Regions from separate parts of the Homo sapiens genome. Here region 2 is linked to region 1. Evidence: chromatin loops called from intact Hi-C (ENCODE). Cell type or tissue: natural killer cell. All regions are shown on one strand. Links, peaks and the distances in the headings refer to the core of each region. The heading gives the core; the rest is flanking DNA. Region 1 overlaps MACROD1 (mono-ADP ribosylhydrolase 1). Region 2 has its middle 20 kb from the start of SLC22A8.

Evidence for each region. Hi-C counts contacts between places; a loop is a spot of excess contacts. Peaks named below come from ENCODE experiments on the same cell type or tissue, not always from the same donor. Only the 100,000 strongest peaks of a DNase experiment are listed, where the experiment ranks them.
Region 2: it touches region 1 in a loop (7-fold over the local background); 4 of 110 quality-filtered maps call a loop at or near these places.

What each region holds. Positions count from the first base shown.
Region 1 is chr11:64,145,284-64,153,611 of GRCh38, forward strand. MACROD1 (mono-ADP ribosylhydrolase 1) reads right to left here. Exons shown (of 11, transcript NM_014067.4): 2 at 7,009-7,110; 3 at 5,956-6,072. Among named protein-coding and RNA genes, the nearest start is that of MACROD1, 17 kb to the right of the region's middle. RefSeq lists enhancers at 684-1,185, 7,101-8,096, 8,097-8,328 and a silencer at 7,838-8,057. In natural killer cell, for the core only: CTCF peaks have their summits at 940 (motif pointing left), 3,539 (motif pointing left), 7,978 (motif pointing left), 8,182 and 1 weaker place; DNase peaks (open chromatin) are centred at 968, 3,528 and 7,958.
Region 2 is chr11:63,031,217-63,039,544 of GRCh38, forward strand. It overlaps the pseudogene PTTG1P2. Among named protein-coding and RNA genes, the nearest start is that of SLC22A8, 20 kb to the left of the region's middle. In natural killer cell, for the core only: CTCF peaks have their summits at 4,658 (motif pointing right) and 4,858 (motif pointing left); a DNase peak (open chromatin) is centred at 4,635.

The DNA.
Region 1 (8,328 bases), core at 325-8,324:
AGCTGACCCGCCTCGCCTCCCGCCACCTCCTTGCAGAATTAATTGGTCCCTGCGGCGTTGCGTGGCACTTTGTTCAGACCTTGCTCCTAGCACTTTGTCACATTATACTCTGCTTAGTAGCTCTCGCTCCTGACTTCCCAGTAATCATTTCCTGGGGACTCTCCGTGTGCCAGGCCCTGGGCCCAGGGCTGGACAGGCCTGAACTCCTGTCCTCCTCACCCCTGCCCTTCGGTGGAACTGATGCTGATGCCATTTCTCAGATGAGGAAGTAGAGGCCACGGAGTGGCCAGCAGGGGTGCTGGGACCCTGACCTGCTCCTGGCCACGGTGCGCACAGCCCATGCTCACTGCTCTGGGCTGGCATTGAAACAAAAGATCCCTTCCATCTTTGCACAAAGCCTTTCATCCATCTCTGCCCTGTCCTCTTATGACATGAAGGCCAAAGCCAGGCAGCTGGACCCCTGGGTTGGCCAAGAATGGGGATTTTTCTTTTTTTTTGAGATGGAATCTTGCTCTGTCACCCAGCAACCAGGATGGAGTGCAGTGGCACAATCTCGGCTCACCGCAACCTCCACCTCCCAGGTTCAAGCAATTCTTCTGCCGCAGCCTCCTGACTAGCTGGGACTACAGGCGCATGCCACTGTGTCCGGCTAATTTTTGTATTTTTAGTAGAGACCAGGTTTCACCATGTTGGCCAGGCTGCTCTCAAACTCCTGACCTCAAGCGATCCGCCCGCCTCGGCCTCCCAAAGTGCTAGGATAACAGGCGTGAGCCACCGTGCCTGGCCAAGAATGGGGATCTTTCTTTGTGCCCGGACATGTCCTGCCCAGGACTCTGCTATCTGTCAGGAACAAGAAGTCCACACACACAGGTCTGGTGCACCAGGAAACTCAAGGGCAGGGAGGTGGCCTAGTCAAGGTCACTGCACCCCCGTGGTAAAAAGGAGACATAAACACCCTGGCAGCCACAGCACCCCCTAGTGGATACCCTGAGACCGGCGCTCTCCCCAGACACAGGACTGAGGTCATAGGCAAGGCTGGAGAGGCAGGCACCGGCTCTGAGAACCTCCTCCTCCAGAAGAGGGGGCCTGCGGGGGCTCCCTGGCTTATCTCCTGCACATGGCAGCCCAATTTCATTAAGACGGATGCGCCATGCTCCTGTGGGCAGGAGCCGTGGCCGACACAGATGGCAGGAACCTGAGACTCTCCCGGGTGCTACCCAAGCAAGTGGCCTCAGCTGGCAGCCCACGGGGACAGGGCCCAGGGAGGCCTGCACTGTGCCTGAGGGTGTGGGGGTTTGTTCCGTCCCTGCAACTTCAAGCCCTGCCACCCGCCAGCCAGGCATCCCCACTTCTATGCTTCTGCCCAACCTCCCACCTCACTCCCACCACATCCCATACAAACACACATCACACCACACACACCCTCCATCACCCACACCCCATGCATCACACAAGCACAGACACACACACATCACGCACACACACGCATCACACACATCATACAAATGCATACGCACACCCCACACACATAGGCCAAACTCCTGACCTCACACACACACTCTATCACACACACCCCACGCATCACACAAGCACAGACACAAACATGCTACATCACAAACACACGCACCGCACACATCACACACACAGGCCAAACTCCTGACCTCACACACACACCATCACACACATCCCAATCACATCTCATAGCCCAATAATGTAAGAGTGGAAACCAGTCCTGAATTTCAAATGCCAGGAGATCAGTAGGGAAACAGAATCTGATTTTCTTATTTTTATTTGTTTTTTGAGACAGCATCTCACTCTGTTGCCCAGGCTGCAGTGCAATGGCACAGTCACAGCTCACTGCAGCCTCGACCTCCCAGGCTCAAGCAGTCCTCCCACTTCAGCCTCCCAAGTAGCTGGACTACAGGCATGCACCACCACACCCTACTAATCTTTTTTAATTTTTTTTTTGGTAGAGATAGGGTGCCACTGTGTTGCTCAAGTTGGTCTCAAACTCCTGGGCTCAAGCAATCTTCCTGCCTCAGCCTCTCAAAGTGCTGGGATTACAAGAGTGAGCCACCGCCTGCAGCCTCAGAGTCTGATTTTCTTTCTTTCTTTTTTTTTTTTTGAGATGGAGTCTCACTCTGTTGCCCAGGCTGGAAGGCAGTAACACAATCATGGCTCACTGCAGCCTTGACCTCCCAGGTTCAAGCAATCCTCCTGCCTCAGCCTCCTGGGTTCAAGTGATTCTCCTACCTCAGCCTCCCAAGTAGCTGGGATTACAGGTGCATGCCATCACGCCTGGCTAATTTTTGTATTTTTAGTAGAGATGGGATTTCGCCATGTTGGCCAGGCTAGTCTCGAAACTCCTGACCTCAAGTGATCCGCCTGTCTCAGCCTCCCAAAGTTCTGGGATTACAGGTGTGAGCCATCGTACCTGGCCCAGAATCTGATGTTCTATTATATATATATATATATTTTAGATAGGGTCTCACTCTGTCACCCAGGCTGGAGTGCAGTGGCACAACCATGGCTCACTGCAGCCTCAACCTCCCAGGTTCAAGCAATCCTCCTGCCTCAGCCTCCTGAGTAGCTGGGATTATAGGCACACACCACCATGCCGTATTATTTTTTTTTTTGTAGAGATAGAGTCTCACTATGTTGGCCAGGCTGGTCTCAAACTCCCGAGCTCAAGTGATCCTCTCGTCTCGGCCTCCCACGGTGCTGGGATTACAGGAGTGAGCTACTACGTCCCGCCCAGGGTCCGATTCTCAATGGCCTGACGGAGGTCACAGGCAGATGCCTCTTCAGGGAGGGGAAAGAGTGAGGGGGGCGGGCAGGGGGACACCTGGCAACTGCCCTCTCCAAGGATCCCCAGGGCCCTGCTGAGTGGCAAGAGAGATGCCCACAGCCTGGCTGGAGACCCCTTCAACCCCACAGCTTTTCAGGATGGAGGAGGGTGGGGGGTTGGGAGCTCTCCCCGCCCCCTTTCCCTCACAGCCCTCTCCTAGCTCCCACTGCACCCTTCCCCTCCACATCCCTGCAGCTGGACCCAAGCCCAGGCAGCGACAGCCCCTCCCATATGGCAGCAGGAACAAAGAGAACTGTTCCCCACAACAAAATCCAGAAGCTCCGGCGGGCGGCCAGATCTCAAGCTCCCAGCCCAGTGTGACCCACGGCGTTCTCCATGGGCCACTGACGCCCGCGGGGCCAGCACTGCTCCTGGCTTCAAAAATATAAATTTAAAAATCCCCACCCCAAGATAATTGCTCTCTCCTCTGGCTTATTGTGGTGGCTCCGTGGTAGGCACTGAGAAGCAATTATTCACGGCTAATGATTATAATCAAGTCAAATAGAATTTAATGGACACGTATTCTCTTCCTGCTTGAAACTTTACATATGAATTAAGCACATATGGGTTTCACGAGGCACAGACGCAGATTTATGCAGCCCCGAAAAGCCCTGCCGTTGCCAACGACTTTTATTCCACTAATAAACAGGCTGATATATGGGCTCCTGGGAACTGCAATCTCTGCTGCCCCCTGGTGGGCACAGGGGCTGGGGTGGGAGCCAAGGCCACCCAGGACCCTGGAGGCCTGACCAGTGCCAAAGCCACTTTGAACGCTGGGGTTCCACAAAGCCCTGGACGGCTGAAAGGAGACTCGGGCTCTGTGTGGGAAGCCCGTGTTCAGACCCTGCCTCCGTCATTCCCTGGGATTCCAGGCGGGTACCGGGTCCTCCTGGCTGTGAGAGTCTAGAACAAAAAGATCCCAGGAGAACACACCAAGAGGTGTATGGGTAAACTGAGGCAAGCAGGGGGAGGTGAAAGCTGATCATTTGCAGGAGGTACCATGTCCCTCGGCACCGCTGGGACAGGGGTGATGCCCAGAACGGCGCTGATGACACCAGTTTCAGCACCAGTGCGAGGTGCTGAGCCCCGATTCCCGCCAGGTGCTGAGTGACCGTCATTTGCACGTCACGTGCATCAGCTCCGAGTGCCCCCAGTAACCTGACGGGTGGTTTCTTCACCACCCTCATTTTGCAGAGGAGGAAACAGAGGCCTAGGCAAGGACACAGAGAAGGGGAGTCCACAGAGAAACTCAGCCAGCACTGCCCCAGCCCTGGCCCTGGTGCAAATGGAGCTGGCACTAAACCGCTTCTGATGGAGCTGCTGCATCCAAAACCTGGCGACTCCCAAGGGCACTTAGGAAGCAGTGTTAATCACGCCCACAGCCCGGGTGCAGCCTCCGGAGCGCCCCCATTCCATCTGAACCCATCAACACCCCACCTTGGTCCCTGCACCCTTTCTCCTGGCCCATGTTGCAGCGAACCACCAACCCAAGGGGGACAGAGCTCACAAGATGCCTCATTTTCCCTCCGGCCACTTTGCAGCTCAGCAAGAAGGTACCGCTGCAGTACCTCTCACACGCTTGCCAGTGACTGGCAGGGCTGGAGTACCCACTGGCCTGCCTGACTGCCCCCTCAGCCACAGCCCCAAGGCTCTGCCCTTCTGCTCCAGGCCAGCCCCTCCTGGGCACAGGCAGCAAGAACGCCCTTCTCCCCTAGGCCGCTGTAATGTCTGCCAACCCAGATGTGGCTTTGTCTTAGCTGTGTGTCCTCAGATGGACTAGCAGTTCTCATCCTAGTGGCCCTAGAGAAACACACCAGAACCACCTGCAGAAGCCCAAGGTGACCCTAGCTCTCCCTGCTGCCCTCAGCCAGCCACACTGAGCAGAAACTCCTGCCTACGTGTAACCTGTCACCTGTGTGCCTAGACAGGGAATGTGCGGGCAAGGCACCCCCATATGACTATCCAGCTTTGCAGTCAACAGTGGGAAGACGCATAGAGCAAGGTTGCTTCAGGAAACACAACTCAGACCCCACGGACCAGGCCCGGGGCGGCCGAGTGAACTCCCCTCTCCGGATCCTAGAGCCTGTCACTCACAGAGATTAACGGAAATGCTCACAGCATCAGCACCACCATGCCCCAGAGTCACTGGGGGACAGCGCTGGGGCCAGGCACGACCGCTACAAGCGCAAAGTGGGGACGAAGGAGACTCGAGAAGCTCCTGGGGGTGCCCTGGGCCTGCACAGGTTAGGGAGGGGCTGGCACAGCAGGGTTTTCCCTGTGAGCTGGAGCCCAAGACGAGAGGACCTGCCCCCCATATTCAGGGTCTGAGAAAGAGGCCCCCCTTCCTCCAATGCTTGGTGCAGATGCCAGGTAAGCAAAGGAGCAAGCGAGCAGGCGGGCGAGGGCCGGGGTTCAGCCGCCACTCAACCTGTTCCACAAGCCACCTGCTCGACTTAACCAGCCCTTGGCACCCCATGCCAAAGTCCTTTCCTGGCGCCTTTGACCTTGCCAGACAACCACTAGCTGTGTGGAGTAGCAGCCCCCTTCCTCCCTCCCACAAAGAGGCAGCCGGCTCCCATACTCATCACAATAAACTGCCAAGCCAGCAAGAGGCGAGCGCAGGAAGCTGAGCAGCTCCTGTTTCTAGGCTCTGGAAAGCTGCCAGGGCATGGCAGGGGACCTCTCTGCCCCCACTATCCCTCGACAAGCTCCCTCACCCGCCCAGGTCTGAAGCGGGGGCAGGCCAGGCCAAAGGCAGAGGAAGGCAGGTGCTGGTTGGGGCTTCTGTGGCCCCCCAAGGTCAGACCTCCCCGCTGTGGCCTCTGCCTTCCTGGCAGGGCAGCCCAGTTTCAGCCCAGCTCTCCCCCTTCCCCGGCCACTAATGGGTCTCAGTGGAGCAAGGCGCCCCCGACACAGCAGGTCAGGGTTTCAAGGGAAGAGGAGCCCGAGTGGCCGACACGTTGGGCTGCCATGGCGCCAGCAGGCTGTCCTTGCCAGCAACCCGAGCCTCACTGGAGCCAGGTGGCGTCCACCCAGGCCTGGCACAGCAGAGCAGAGCAAAGGCAACAGGGCGGCCACCAGGTCTCTGGTTCAGGCCAGCCACTCACCGGCGTTGACGATGGCGTCCACCTCCAGCTTGGTGATGTCGCTGCGGAGCAGGGAGATTTTCTCATTGAGCTGCTTGTCCTTTTTATACCTGGGCTCCTCCACCTTCACAGCCACCCCTGGAACAAGTAGGGGCCGGGGAGGTCACAGCGAGGCTGCCCACTGCAGAGGGACCCAGCCAGGGCCCAGGGGCCAGGGCCTTCCCTATCGACCTCCCTCCACCTCCAGGGGCAGCCTGCAGCACGATGACTGCTGACCCAGTACCAGGAACCCACACTGAGGAGCACCTACTGCGTGCTAAAATCACGCGGGGACTCCTTGCATCTTCACAGCAAGGCCACCAGCAGGTACAGTGCCAATATCATCTATCCCATTTCACAGAGGTAGAAACTGAGGATTAGGTGGGTCAGAGACTTGCCTAGGGTTATGGGTCACCAGGCCTGCTGTCTCACCAACACACCCCACTGTAAGCAACCAAATCGCAGCTTCAAACCCCAGCTCCCCACAAGCAAGTAATCTCGGGCAGGTGGCTCACCTAACCTAGGGCTCTGTTTCCAACCATACAATGGGGATAAAAATTGCACTTGTTGTGTTAATAATTGAATGAGATGGCCAGGCGCAGTTGCTGACGCCTGTAATCCCAGCACTTTGGGAGGCCGTGGCGGGCAGATCACTTGAGGTCAGTAGTTCGAGACCAGCCTGGCCAATATGGTGAAACCCCATCTCTACTAAAAATACAAAAATTATCCAGGCATGGTGGTGCATGTCTGTAATCCCAGCTACTCAGGAGGCTGAGGCAGGAGAATCGCTTGAACCCGGGAGGTGGAGGTTGCAGTGAGCCAAGATCGAGCCATTGCACTCCAGCCTGCGCAAAAAGAGTGAAATTCCATCTCAAAAAATAAAATAAAATAATTGAATGAGGTGATACACGCGGAGCACCTGCCTGCAGCAAGCACTCGATACATGCCACTGGACTAGCTCTTCTTGTCTGCACAATTCTCCCAAGCCACGGGTCTGGAGCCTGCCCACCAGGGCCTCCCCCGAGCAGGGCCTACCTTTCGCCATCTCCTTCCATGTCGGGATCTTCTTCAGCCTGACAAAGTCCTTGCAGAAGTAATGTTCCTCCCGCTGCTTGTCACTCAGGCCCTTCAGAAAGGCTGCAGAGGCAGGAAGGAGGATCAGGGTGGGGGCAGAGGAACGGGCCTGGGGCTTGCACCCCCACATCTCCTTTCTTGCCTCATCCAAGAATGCAAACCAGCTCTTCCTGTCCCTCCTTCTCTGGGCACACAGGGCAGGCATGCTGGGGAAACCTCAGAGGCCCCTAGAATATCTTGTCCTGCTCTCTTTGTTCAGGGAGGGAAACTGAGGTCTGGGGAGGCTGAGGGACTGGCTCAGGCATCGCAGACCTGGGTTGTGATGAATTCAGCTCTGCCACTTTCCAGCAGCGTCCACATCTCTCTGGGTCCCCCGTTTCTCCCTGATTAGAACGGGGGTGAAGACGTCCCCTGCAGAACAGCTCCGAGCTTCCTCCCACACACTAAGGCCAAGCCGGTTGGCAGCACTCAGCCAGCGACATTATCCATCAGTCCCACCGCCAGTCAGTTCTGCCCTCACTGTCACTGCATGCAGGCAGCGGGACAGCTGTCCTCCTCCAGGAGCTGCAGGACCAAGTGGACCTGGCACCTGTCCCCAACATCCCCCCCGGCAGCGGCTGAGGGCTCCCAGCATGACCAATGGGGTTGGAATCGTTCTCGTTTTACAGATGAGGAAACCGGGGCTCAGGGAGGTTGGGAGGCCACCCTCACACAGCAGGGACTTGAGTGAGGAGCCAGGCACCCCCCACCCGCTCACAGACTCGGGGTCCACCCTGGCCGGCTCCCCTTGCCTGAGCACTGTCCCATGGGCTCCGCCTTCCCTTGGGGGTGGCACCAGGCACAGAAACCTGGAACCCGTCTCAGAAGGGCCCGCCCCGACCGCGCCAGGCCAGGCTAGCAGCTCACGGGCTCCCCCTGCTGGCCCGAGGCCGCCTGCACACCCAGGCGCTCAGCCCAGCCTGGCACCCTGGACCACAGGCTCCCGGGATGGGGCAGCCCCCACGGCAAACAGCAAAGGCTACAATTGAGAAACTCAAAAAGCATCAAAAAATATGTAGAGGCGGGAGAGCAATTAGAGGAGGTGGTGAGAAAGGAAGGACTGCAGCCTGGAAGCTTCTATGCACATGGCAGTGAGGGGGACAGGTAGGTCCCTCCACAAATGTTCAGGGAGGTTGGGAGGCCACCCTCACACAGCAGGGTGTTTTCCCGGCCAGAGTCACTTCATCATCCAGGCCTCCATCTCCTCATCTAACCACTGCTGGCAGGGGTGATAACAACCCA
Region 2 (8,328 bases), core at 194-8,193, 1.1 Mb before region 1:
TGTAAGTCCATTAAACCCCTTTCTTTTGTAAATTGCCCAGTCTTGGATATGTCTTTATCAGTGGTATGAAAACAACTAATACAATGGGGATGGTTAATGGGTACAAAAAAATTAGAAAGAATGAATAAGACCTACTATTTTATAGCACAATAGGGTGACTATAGTCAATAATAACTTGATTGTATGTTTAAAAATAACTAAAATAATGTAATTGGATTGTTTGTAACACAAAGGATAAATGCTTGAAGGGATGGAGACCCCATTCTCCATGATGTGATTATTTCACATCGCATGTCTGTATCAAAGCATCTCATGTATCCCATAAATATATACACCTACTGTATACCCACAAAAATTAAAAATAAGGTAGGGTGCGGTGGCTCATGCCTGTAATTCCAGCACTTTGGGAGACCAAGGCAGGTGGATTGCTTTAGCTCAGGAGTTTGAGACGAGCCTGGGCATCCTAGTGAAACCCCATCTCTATCACAAGAAATACAAAAAATTAGCCAGGCATGGTGATGCACGTTTGTGGTTTCAGCTATTCGCGAGGCTGAGGTAGGAGGACTGCTTGAACCTGGGAGGCAGAGGTGGCAGTGAGCTGTGATCACACCTCTACCCTCCAGCCTGAGCAACAGAATGAGACCCTGTCTCAAAAACAAAATAAAACAAAAAACAAACAAAACAACAACAATAAAAAAAAACCACACACACACACACCCCCCAAAAAAAAACAAAACAAAACCCCAAAAAGCAAAAACACGAAAAACAAAAAAGACCCATATAAATTAGTTAAAAAACCCCTAAACACCTCAAAACTAATGTTTATGTTCCCAAATCATCAATGAAACTGACATAAATGTCTCTGTAGGATTTTGAGTTGATGGCTTGATCCCCTTTTCCCTTTGTTTTCCTAGAAGAAGGGCCTAGAGAAGTTAATAACATTTCTGGAGTAAACACAAGAGTATGCTAGCATTGAACCCTAGGTTTCCCCAGTTTTCTGTCCTAGATGTGCCCGGGTTCCTGACAAGGAGAGCAGATTTTACGAGGGACCTGCCACTGTGTGTCAGTGCTCAGCTTCTCCACTCAGTTGACTTTATATTAGTTTCTTAGGGCTGCTGTAACATGGTCCACCAAACTGCGTGATTTAAAAACAACAGAAATTTATTGTCTCACAGTTCTGGAGGCTGGAAGTTCAAAATTAAGGTGTTAGCAGGGTGAGTTTTTTTTTTCCTGTTAAAGAATGCTTTATTAGTACAAATACACACAAACCCTAAAGCATGAAGAAATTTAAATATTTATGTCATAGTAAACAGGTGGCAATTCAACATCCAGGGTCAACAGAAGGGTTGAAGGACACTGCAACAGATTGGGTTCCCATGGCGGAGAGGGCATCTTCACAGGCGAAGGCGGGCCCAGCTGAAACAGCTTTTCAAGCTCTCTCTCCTTATCAAGGATCATAAGAGGCACTCCACTCAAGGGGAGGCCTGCAATCTGGTGCACTTCAGGTTGGTTAAAACTCTCAAAATCTAGAAGATTGAAGTGAAATAATTTTTCTATTTCTGGGTAGGCATTATCTGAGGAAGGAACAGAGCTTTTTGCTTTAACAGTCTTCCTGGTCATCTTTTCGGCAGAGAAATTTGGGTGTTTTAGTTTGAGGAGTCCGTTGATCTTTACTCACGTTTCTGTAGCCCTGTTGACAGTTCCAAAAGACTTTCTGGTAGCTTTAGGTAAGGCTGGTAAAGCATTGGACATTTTGCCAACACGTGGTGCTGAAACTTGAGATCTCCCCTCTAAGGCTTTGATTGAAGGTCCAGATCCCAGCTTCAGCCTATCTTTAGGAGCTGCATGGATACCTGGTTCTCCATTCTCCTTATCAACATAGATCAGAGCAGGGTGGGTTCCTTCTGGGGGAGAATCTGATCCATGCCTCTCTCTTTGCTTCTAGTAGCCCCAGGCATTCCTTGGCTTGTGGATGCGTCTCTGCAGTGTTCCATCTCCATATGGTGTTCTTCCTGTGTGTCTGTGTCTTCTTGTATGGACACCAGTCATATTGGGTTAGGGGCCCACTCTGCTCCAGTAGGACCTTATCCTGACTAATCACATCTCTAACAAGCCTATTTCCAAACATGGTCACATTCTGAGGACTTCACTATATCTTTTTTGGGGCCACAATTCAACCCATGACATACCCCTGAATGATGAAAAGAGTAGAATTTGAGACATTACATTTCTAAGTAGTTGGAAAAACTACTTTTGTTTATCTAATAAAGGAGGTATTTGAAGTTGCCCCTTCAGCTTTAATGTTTTTAAAAACTTTTGACTCTAGGGCTTGCCTGATGGGTTAAAGGCTGTCCCAATTTTAGCCGCAGGTCAGTTGTTTCACCTGCACCCTTCTTTGCCCTCAGGTATGGATTAAGAACCTGGAGGCTGGAGGGGTTTTTCCTTTAGCAAGTGTTCCTATGACAAAATACTGAGCTGTTGACTGGGGCTGGGAAGAGGGGATATCCTTATCCCCTGTAGAGGGTTTATTCCAAGGTGTCTCTAAAGCCTCTTGGGCTTTATCTCTATGTTAAAACTCTCTTTTGGGCTTTTGGGATGTGGACTGACAGACCCTGCATGCCTGGAGGATGCTGGGCCACTGGGAGCTGGCTTATCTTACTCTGTTCCAGGCTAGGGACCGAATAAGCTCAATGAGCTGTTTGCACAGCTGCAATGTTTCCTAGAAGAGGGCTTCTTACCTGGTTCCTGAATCAAGAATCATTTCAGCGTTAGGTGGGATCCATCCAGACCAGTCATCTAGACAGTTCCTTAAATTGGGATTTTATTTTACTTTTATTTATTTTTTGAGATGGAGTCTCTCTCTGTCCCCCAGGCTGGAGTGCAGTGGCGCCATCTCTGCTCACTGCAAGCTCCGCCTTCCGGGTTCACGCCATTCTCCTGCCTCAGCCTCCCGAGTAGCTGGGATTACAGGCACCAGCCACCACGCCCGGCTAATTTTTTGTATTTTTAGTAGAGACAGGGTTTCACCGTGTTAGCCAGGATGGTGTCGATCTCTTGACCTCATGATCCACACGCCTTGGCCTCCCAAAGTGCTGGGATTACAGGCGTGAGCCACCGCGCCCGGCCAATTGGGATTTTTTTTAAGCAAAAAAAGAGGATATTTTGAGAATGATGGAACTCCTGGTCTGAAATGAGAACTATATATAACTCCTGGATTTTTTCCTTTCCCTCAACTCCCCGGCAATGGATTGAATGTTTGCGTCCCCCACAAATTCTTATGTTGAAATCCTAACTCTCAATAGGACAGTATTAGAAGGTGGGGCTTTTGGAAGGTAATTAGATCTTAAGAGTAGAGACTTTAAGAATAGGATTCGTGCCCTTGCATGAGAGCCACAAATAGCTCTCCAGCCTTCTGTCTGCCATGTGAGGAGACAATGAGAAGACAATAGTCTTCAACCTGGAAAAAGGCTCATACCAGAGCCTGACCAAGCTGGCACCTATCTCAGATTTCCAGCTTCCAGAACTGTAAGAAATCCATTTCTGACTTTTATAGGCCACCCGTATATTGTATTTTTATGGTAGCAGCCTGAACAGACTAAGGCCTGTTGGCTTTACTTTCACAATGGAAACCAGTCTTTTCACTCCTCATTCTCTGCTGCTTCCTTTCTAATTCAAGCTACCATCACCGCTCCTCCGGACCCGTACAGTCATCTTCCAGCTGGTCTCCCTCCTCCATCCCTGTCTTGTACAATCCATCTTCCACCTAGAAGCCAGAATGGTGTTTTAGAAACCTGAATCCAAGCATGTTATCTCTATGTTAAAACTCCCTAATGCATTTAAAAATCTCCACAATCTGGCCCGCGTTTACCTTTATCTGACACCACTCGTGTTGATTTTTTTTCTTTTTTGAGATAGAGTCTCACTTTATCACTCAGGCTGGAATGCAGTGGCTCGATCTCGGCCACTACAGCCTCCACCTCCTGGGTTCAAGTGATTCTCCTGCCTCAGCCTCTTGCTGTAGCCGTGATTACAGTGCATGCCACCAAGCCTGGCTAATTTTTGTATTTTTAATAGAGACGGGGTTTTGCCATGTTGGCCAGGCTGGCCTTGAGTTCCTGGCTTCAAGTGATCTGCCCGCCTCTGCCTGCCAAAGTGCTGGGATTACAGGTGTGAGCCACCGCGCCCAACCTCGTGTTGATTCATTTCTTGTTATTGTCTTTTCCTTTGCCCACACTTACCCTCCTCTCCCCTTAGAATGTACACCTTTGAGAGAAGGGACCTTGTTTGTCCCAATCATAGAGACAGAGCTGTGCCTGGCACTTGGTGGATGCTCAATCAATATGTTTACAATGCAAATGGCAGAGAAGAAATTTAGGCAAGCAACCGTGGGTTTTCTGTATTCAGTTCTGATACCGACTTTCAGTTCTTTTCACCAAAGAATTGGCAAGAGTCCTGAGCCAGGTGCTGGAGGGGATGATTGGGACTTCTCTTCCAGGCTCTGCAGATACCCTTTTGCATGTCCCAATATTGTTCTTTTCACACACCGATCCATGCCTTGGTGGCTCTTTTCACATACAGCTTTCATTCTTGCCAATGTAGTTATGCAACGATTGTGTCAAGTACTGGAACATTCCACTAGAGGGCAGTAGAATATAGTGTTCAGAGTTAGGGATCTGAAGCCATTGACTGCCTTGCCATCTATTCCCTTCCAGGAATCATTTTGGAGAGAGGGCAGCGATCATTTTGAACCATGATGATATGAGGGCAACCACCTAGGGATGGTAGAAGAGCAAGCTGGATCAAATGGCCATATAACACATAAATCACTATGGTTAAGAACTTAGTACCCCCTGCCATTCCTTCCTGCCCCCTACAGGTAGGCTGCCTGGGTTAAAATAGGAGGGGGAGGGAGGAGATGTACATTACTGCTGCTCACATCCCATTGTCCGGAAAATACTGCTTGCTGAGGTGTCATATGGCTACACTTTCCTATAAGAAAGACTGTGAAATGTTGCATTTTTTCTTGGTGGCCAAAAATCTATTATGGAAGAATGGGAAAATGAATATTGGAAGTTAACTGGCAATTTCTGCCACAAATTCTTTTTTTTTTTATTATTATACTTTAAGTTCTAGGGTACATGTGCACAACGTGCAGGTTTGTCACATATGTATACACGTGACATGTCGGTGTGCTGCACCCATTAACTCGTCATTTAAATTAGGTTTATCTCCTAATGCTATCCCTCCCCACTCCTCCCACCCCACGACAGGCCCCGGTGTGTGATGTTCCCTTTCCTGTGTACAAGTGTTCTCATTGTTCAGTTGCCACCTATGAGTGAGAAGATGCAGTGTTTGGTTTTTTGTCCTTGCAATAGTTTGCTGAGAATGATGGTTTCCAGCTTCATCCATGTCCCTACAAAGAACATGAACTCATCCTTTTTTATGGCTGCATAGTGTTCCATGGTGTATATGTGCCACATTTGCTTAATCTAGTCTATCATTGTTGGACATTTGGGTTGGTTCCAAGTCTTTGCTGTTGTGAATAGTGCCGCAATAAACATACGTGTGCATGTGTCATTATACCAGCATGATTTATAATCCTTTGGGTATATACCCAGTAATGGGATGGCTAGGTTGAATGGTATTTCTAGTTCTAGATCCCTGAGGAATCGCCACACTGACTTCCACAATGGTTGAACTAGTTTACAGTCCCAACAACAGTGTAAAAGTGTTCCTATTTCTCCACATCCTCTCCAGCACCTGTTGTTTCCTGACTTTTTAATGATCGCCATTCTAACTGGTGTGAGATGGTATCTCATTGTGGTTTTGATTTGCATTTCTCTGATGGCCAGTGATGATGAGCATTTTTTCATGTGTCTGTTGGCTGCATAAATGTCTTCTTTTGAGAAGTGTCTGTTCATATCCTTTGCCCACTTTTTGATGGGGTTGTTTGTTTTTTTCTTGTAAATTTGTTTGAGTTCATTGTAGATTCTGGATATTAGCCCTTTGTCAGATGAGTAGATTGCAAAAATTTTCTCCCATTCTGTAGGTTGCCTGTTCACTCTGATGGTAGTTTCTTTTGCTGTGCAGAAGCTCTAGTTTAATTAGATCCCATTTGTCAATTTTGGCTTTTGTTGCCATTGCTTTTGGTGTTTTAGACATGAAATCCTTGCCCATGCCTATATCCTGAATGGTATTGACTAGGTTTTCTTCTAGGGTTTTTATGGTTTTAGGTCTAAGATTTAAGTCTTTAATCCATCTTGAATTAATTTTTGTATAAGGTATAAGGAAGGGATCCAGGTTCAGCTTTCTACATATGGCTAGCCAGTTTTCCCAGCACCATTTATTAAATAGGGAATCCTTTCCCCATTTCTTGTTTTTGTCAGGTTTGCCAAAGATCAGATGGTTGTAGATATGTGGCATTATTTCTGAGGGCTCTGTTCTGTTCCATTGATCTATATCTCTGTTTTGGTACCAGTACCATGCTGTTTTGGTGACTGTAGCCTTGTAGTATAGTTTGAAGTCAGGTAGCATGATGCCTCCAGCTTTGTTCTTTTGGCTTAGGATTGACTTGGCAATGTGGGCTGTTTTTAGGTTCCATATGAACTTTAAAGTAGTTTTTTCTAATTCTGTGAAGAAAGTCATTGGTAGCTTGATGGGGATGGCACTGAATCTATAAATGACCTTGGGCAGTATGGCCATTTTCATGATATTGATTCTTCCTATCCATGAGCATGGAATGTTCTTCCATTTGTTTGTGTCCTGTTTTATGTTTTTGAGCAGTGGTTTGTAGTTCTCCTTGAAGAGGTCCTTCACATCCCTTGTAAGTTGGATTCCTAGGTATTTTATTCTCTTTGAAGCAGTTGTGAATGGGAGTTCACTCACGATTTGGCTCTCTGTGTATCTGTTATTGGTGTATAAGAATGCTTGTGATTTTTGCACATTGATTTTGTATCCTGAGACTTTGCTGAAGTTGCTTATCAGCTTAAGGAGATTTTAGGCTGAGACAATGGGGTTTTCTAAATATACAATCATGTCATCTGCAAACAGGGACAATCTGACTTCCTCTTTTCCTAAGTGAATACTCTTCATTTCTCTCTCCTGCCTGATTGCCCTGGCCAGAACTTCCAACAGCATGTGAATAGGAGTGGTGAGAGAGGGCATCCCTGTCTTGTGCCAGTTTTCAAAGGGTATGCTTCCAGCTTTTGCCCATTCAGTATGATATTGGCTGTGGGTTTGTCATAAATAGCTCTTATTATTTTGAGATACGTCCCATCAATACCTAATTTATTGAGAGTTTTTAGCATGAAGGGATGTTGAATTTTGTCGCAGGCCTTTTCTGCATCTATTGAGATAATCATGTGGTTTTTGTCTTTGGTTCTGTTTATATGCTGGATTACATTTATTGATTTGTGAATGTTGAACCAGCCTTGCATTTCAGGGATGAAGCCCACTTGAACATGATAGTTATGCTTTTTGATTTGCTGCTGGATTCAGTTTGCCAGTATTTTATTGAGGATTTTTGCATCGATGTTCATCAGGGATATTGGTCTAAAATTCTCTTTTTTTGTTATGTCTCTGCCAGGCTTTGGTATCAGGATGATGCTGGCCTCATAAAATGAGTTAGGGAGGATTCCATCTTTTTCTGTTGATTGGAATATTTTCAGAAGGAATGGTACCAGCGCCTCCTTTTACCTCTGGTAGAATTCGGCTGTGAATCTCTCTGGTCCTGGACTTCTATTAGTTGGTAGGCTATTAATTATTGCCTCAATTTCGGAGCCTGTTATTGGTCTATTCAGGGATTCAACTTCTTCCTGGTTTAGTCTTGGGAAGGTGTATGTGTCGAGGAATTTATCCATTTCTTCTAGATTTTCTAGTTTATTTTTATAGAGGTGTTTATAGTATTATCTGATGATAGTTTGTATTTCTGTGGGATCGGTGGTGATATCCGCTTTATCATTTTTTATTGAGTCTATTTGATTCTTCTCTCTTTTCTTCTTTATTAGTCTTGCTAGCGGTCTATCTTTTCAAAAAACCAGCTCCTGGATTCATTGATTTTTTGAAGGGTTTTTTGTGTCTCTATCTCCTTCAGTTCTGCTCTGATCTTAGTTATTTCTTGCCTTCTGCTAGCCTTTGAATGTGTTTGCTCTTGTTCCTCTAGTTCTTTTAATTGTGATGTTAGGGTGTCAATTTTAGATCTTTCCTGCTTTCTCTTGTGGGCATTTAGTGCTATAAATTTCCCTCTACACACTGCTCTAAATGTGTCCCAGAGATTCTGGTATGTTGTGTCTCTGTTCTCATTGGTTTCAAAGAACATCTTTATTTCTG